Regions from separate parts of the Homo sapiens genome. Here region 2 is linked to region 1. A link is an interaction called in ENCODE POLR2A ChIA-PET data of the cell type or tissue named here. Cell type or tissue: PC-9. All regions are shown on one strand. Each heading gives the region's core, and the rest is flanking DNA. Links, peaks and the distances in the headings are about the cores only.

Region 1 (2,816 bases), core at 98-2,597:
TCTATACCAGACATATCCATTGTTTAATTTCATCTTCACAACTTTTGATGTAGATGCTTCCTTTACTTTCATCTACAGATGGGGGACTCAGGCCAAGAAAGGTTACATAATTTGCCCCAAATCACAGAGAAGCTTATGGATCAAAGATCAGAACCTAGGAGGTCTGACTTCCAAATCCAAACTTGAACTGCTGCGCCCACTGGCTAGAGATAAGTCAACAGTTGAAATGAACAGGCTAATTGTTTCCCCCTCAAAGCACTGGAAAAAGGAAACAGCAGCTATTTGGAATGAGATTTTTGCATCCTGGTCTGCTAAAGATCATGGTCCTGAAAAACAGAGCATGGTATCTGAGAAATTAGTGTTCTTAGTTTATAGAAGGGCCCCTCCCTGTTCTATAGGACTAGCTAAAGGGTGGTAGAACCAGATTGAGCGTTAGAGCATTCTCCATCCCCTACACCTCTCTTTCCATTTTGGGTAACTTGAGGACATTCTCCACACTCCCTGCAAGATCTGTAAAGTACTTTAGGTGCTGTTAGCAAGGTTCAGAGGGTCACTACCAGCTGATCCCACTGCTTCTCACTGTTGGCCTGAAAAACAATTCCATTTAGATCTGGATTGCCTAAAAGTTTGTGTGTGTGTGTAAAGGGTGTAGAAGGATTACTACTAGACACGATTCTTCTCTTTTTTTAGAAAGAATAATTTGAAATACAAACAAAATAAGGCTGTGGGGTCTTATTCCCAGCAGCTGGCAGACTTTCACTTAATTAAACTACCGTGATTGCTTTATTCATATATTTTGCTTGCCCCCATTCTCTTCCTCTCTGACTCCTTATAAAAACAATACTATTTCATGAAGGGAGAAATTAAATGCTGTTAGTCTTTAAGACCAACACTAATTAACAGCATTTATTTTTACTGTGATTGCCTACGTGAAAGTATGCAAAAGTAAATTTATATTCTGAGAATGTGGTTGCTTTGGTCTGAAGCGGTAAAGGGAATTAACTGTTCCTGGGAACTCATCATTCTTTGCTTGAAATTCTCCAGAGAGCAGTGAAACACCAGTGCCAGGGGCAGAATATAGAAACAAGGGCCGAATGCTGTGGCCAATTGAGCTGCCAGCCACCAGTATGATCATTCTCAAATCCAGGTCTGACCTACTTTCTCTCCTGTTGCAAAACCTGAGATGGATCTCCTGCCTGCTGGGTCAAGGTGAAGCTCCTCAGCCTGGCATTTAAAACATTTTGCAGTCTGGCTCCCTCTCTCTCCAGCCTTATCTCCCTGTACTCACCACTGCATGCCAATGCTCCGATTGTAGCCCTGCCCCTCATCATTCTTTTTACATCTCTGTGGCTTTTTGGAAATGACTCCCTTTTGTTTTAAGGCCTTCCACACCCACCACACCCGTGCTACCTGGTGAGTCTTGTCATCCTTTAAATTGAAGGTTGGAGCTTGCCTTTTCTGTGCAGCCTGTCTGAACTCCCCCGGCAAAGTTAGTTTCTCCCTCCCCTGTGCTCCCACACTACTTTGCATATTTTTATCAGAGCATTTATCACAATGTATTGTAATGTTATTGGCATGGCTGTCTCCTTCATTAAACTGTGTCCTATTTATTCTTGTTATCCACTTCCAATTTCAGGGTCTGGCACAATCCTGTCACATAGAAATACTTAATAGATGCTTATTGAATGACTGAATTATGGCTGTTATTATATGTCAATTAATATTTACTGTGTGTTTACTATGTGCAAAGCCTCATGTGTGCTGTGTTTGCCTGTGTATTGAGAAAGGGAGAGACATATGTAATGTGGGTCACAGTCCTAAAGAAACATAAAATTCTGTGTGAGACAAAAAATTAAAAAGCAAAGCAGAAGGACCTAAACATTATACCTAGATACAGGTATAGTCAACCCTCCACATCTGTGGGTTCCACAACCATGGGATTCCACATCCGTGGATTCAATCAACTGTTGGTCCAAAATATTTGGGGAAAAAATGGTTGGTTGCATCTGTACTGAACATGTACAGACTTTTTCCTTGTCCTTATTCCCTAAACAATACAGGATAGCAATTATTTACATAGCATTTACATTGTATTAGCTATTATAAGGAATCTAGAGATGATTCAAAGTATACGAGAAGAGGTGTGTAGGTTATATGCAAATACTACTGTTATCGGGAAGGGGTCCTGATTCAGACGCCAAGAGAGGGTTCTTGGACCTCGTGCAAAAAAGAATTCAGGGCGAATCCATAGAGTAAAGTGAAAACAAGTTTATTAAGAAAGTAAAGGAATAAAAGAATGGCTACTCCAAAGACAGAACAGTGGCTTGGGCTGCTCGCTTATTATACTTATAGTTATTTCTTGATTATATGCTAAACAATGGATGGATTATTCATGAGTTTTCCGGGAAAGGGGTGGGCAGTTCCCAGAACTGAGGGTTCCTGCCCTTTTTAGATCATATAGGGTAACTTCTGGACATTGCCAGGGCATCTGTAAATTGTCATGGAGCTGGTGGAAGTGTCTTTTAGCATGCTAATGTATTATAATTAGCATATAATGAACAGTGAGGACAACCAGAAGTCACTTTCATCACCATCTTGGTTTTGGTGGGTTTTGGCCAGCTTCTTTACCGCAATCTATTTTCCTGTTTTAGCAGTAAGGTGTTTGTGACGTGTGTCTTGTGCCGACATCCTATCTCATCCTGTGCCTTAGAATGTCTAACCTACTGGGCATGCAGCCCAGTAGGTCTCAGCCTTATTTTACCCAGCCCCTATTCAAGATGGAGTAGCTCTGGTTCAAACACCTCTGACACTGCTGT
Region 2 (2,816 bases), core at 103-2,602, 77 kb before region 1:
TCCAGAATTCATTCATTTGGATAACTGAAACTCTGTAACCCTTTTCCAATATCTCCCCATTCCTCTATCCCTCCAGCTCATGGCAACCAACATTCCACTCTCTGCTGTTCTAAGTTTGACTACTTTAGTTTTTACATATAAGTGAAATCAACACAGTATTTGTTTTTCTGTGTCTCGCTTAGTTTACTTAGCTTAATGTTCTTCAGGTTCATTCATGTTGTAAATGACAGGATTTCCTTTTGTTTTGAAGGCTGCATAATATTCTGTTGTATATGTATACCATATTTTCTTCATCCATTCATCTGTTGATGGACATTTAGGTTGTTTTCATATCTTGGCTATCATGAATAATGCTGCAATGAACGTAAGAGTAGAGATATCTCTTAGAAATCCTGATTTTCCTTTTTTTTTTCAGACAGTCTTGTCACCCAGGCTGAAGTGCAGTGGCATGATCTCGGCTCACTGCAACCTCCGCTTCTTGGGTTCAAGTGATTCTCCTGCCTCAACCTCTGGAGTAACTGGGATTATAGGCATATGTCACCATGCCCGGCTAATTTTCTTATTTTTAATAGAGATGGGGTTTCATCATGTTGGCCAGGCTGGTCTGGAACTCCTGACCTCAGGTGATCTGCCCGCCTCGGCCTCCCACAGTGCTGGGATTACAGGTGTGAGCCACCGTGCCTGGCCTATTTGATCATCTTTTACAGCTTAGGGAATTAAGGTTTAGATGTGGCACAGGACAGAAACATACTTTGAAGATAGGTCTGTTTGACTTCAAAACCTGTGCTCTTTGCCAGGTGCAGTGGCTCACGCCTGTAATCACAGCACTTTGCAAGGCCAAGGCAGGAGGATCACTTGAGGTCAGGAGTTTGAGACCAGCCTGGCCAATATGGCAAAACCCTGTTTCTATTAAAAATGCAAATATTAGCCAGTCATGGTGGTGTGCTCCTGTAATCCCAGCTACTTGGGAGGCTGAGGCACGAGAATCACCTGAATCCCGGAGGTGGAGGTTGCAGTGAGCTGAGATCGTGCCACTGCACTCCAGCCTGGGTGACAGAGTGATAGTCTATCTCAAAAAAAAAAAAAAAAACAAAAAACAAAAAACCCCCACAAAACCCACAAAACCAAACCAAAAAACCTGTGCTCCTTACTGTGCTCTCCTGCCTCTCAGTGCGAGATAAACAGAGTGGGCAAAATAGCCTATGATGTCATCATCCGCAAGGCCTGTTGCTACTGTGTGATGCCTGCTCCCTAGATGACCTCCTGGGGGGGTGAAGCGAGAGGAAATCTGGCACCAAGCTGGTTGAGGGGCAGAGCGAGAATGTCTGGGCTTCCCCCACCCAGCTTGGAATGTGAGTGATGCAAATCATCTCATCGAAGGCTCAACTGCAGCCAGGAGACTCCTCCAGTGATGATGAGAGTGTACAAATGAAGTGCAGGAGCGGGGGAGCCTTCACACACCTCCAGCCCTTCCTGCTTCTTGAAATACTCATATCCTCTGGCAGAGACTAGCTACAGAAATCCATGTCCACTTACTCACAGCCTGAAAGAAACCCACACAGTGGACCAGGAAGGTTGTTGCATGGTAATTAGAGCTACTATTGAATTTCTATTGTGCATCTTCTCAATTAGGCACAATTACCACATATAAGAAATGAGGAAATTAAGACTCAGAGGAATTAGGTGAATTGCCCAAGGTTATTACATAGCTTATACCTGGCCAACCAGGGTTTAAACATTGTTCTATATCCTAATCCAAGACCCATGTTCCTCTCACTACTCAGGTTTATTTCTTTCGCACAGGGATATTACAAAGTCATTATATTTCCTGATTATATTTTTGCTGCTGCTGTATGACCATCTCGTTTCTTGTCACTGACTTTATCCAAAAGCAAGAACATGGTATGGAATTTTGGGGGAAGCAGTTGAAATGAAGTGTTGGAATTTCAGAGCTTGCATTACTGGATTATGTGTGGATTGTTGTTTGTACTGCCTCTTTCTTCCTCCTGCTACCTCATATAGGTGCTTGATATCTGATTATTACAGTCTTTTTAGGGGTTCTTGAACATACTCACTTGTAGAAAAGTGCTGGTTAAAATCATAACAGGCAGACATTTGGGTTCTTATAGCCTTGCAATAAATGGAAGGAAGTAACTTTTGGGCTTATGAAAATGTATACTGCAAGGTTTTTCTTTCTTTCTTTCTTTCTTTCTTTCTTTCTTTCTTTCTTTCTTTCTTTCTTTCTTTTTCTTCCTTCCTTCCTTCTTCCTTCCTTCCTTTCTTCCTTTCTTCCTTCCTTCCTTCCTTTCTTCCTTTCTTCCCTTCTTTCTTTCTTTCTTGAGACAGGGTCTCGCTCCATCACCCAGGCTGGAGTGCTCACTGCAAGGATCCTCCTGCCTCAGCCTCCCAAGTAGCTAGGACTACAGGCATAGCCACCATGCCTGGCTAACTTTTCTTATTTTTTGTTTTATGTAGAGACAGTATCTTGCTGTGTTGCCTAGGCTGGTCTCAAACTCCTGGCTTCAAGGGATGCCCCCACCTTGGTCTTCCAAAATTCTGAGATTATAGGCACGACCCACCATGCCCAGTGGTTTTCTTAAAGTTCTCTGCAAGGTGTAGATAGTTTCATGAGTAAGATGATTAGTCAGTACAGTAGCAACATTAGGTAATTGGTTTTGCCATTTCGAGCTTGTAGCAAATTATCCATTCTTATATGACAAAGCCTATGGGACAACTGGAGGACTTGAACTGTTTCTCTTCAGTGCCCGTAAAGAAGGGACTGAAGCTTCATAAATCTAGTCCTTCACTCTCCTAGC

Evidence for each region. ChIA-PET counts read pairs that join two places held together with the same protein. Peaks named below come from ENCODE experiments on the same cell type or tissue, not always from the same donor. Only the 100,000 strongest peaks of a DNase experiment are listed, where the experiment ranks them.
Region 2: POLR2A ChIA-PET joins it to region 1 with 14 read pairs; 3 of 35 experiments call an interaction of 5 or more read pairs at or near these places.

Annotation. Positions count from the first base shown.
Region 1 is chr2:39,570,219-39,573,034 of GRCh38, forward strand. All of the region lies in intron 5 of MAP4K3-DT (MAP4K3 divergent transcript), which reads left to right. Among named protein-coding and RNA genes, the nearest start is that of TMEM178A, 94 kb to the right of the region's middle. In PC-9, for the core only: no CTCF peak of the experiment used is centred there; a DNase peak (open chromatin) is centred at 1,293.
Region 2 is chr2:39,493,695-39,496,510 of GRCh38, forward strand. All of the region lies in intron 3 of MAP4K3-DT (MAP4K3 divergent transcript), which reads left to right. Among named protein-coding and RNA genes, the nearest start is that of MAP4K3-DT, 58 kb to the left of the region's middle. In PC-9, for the core only: no CTCF peak of the experiment used is centred there; no DNase peak of the experiment used is centred there.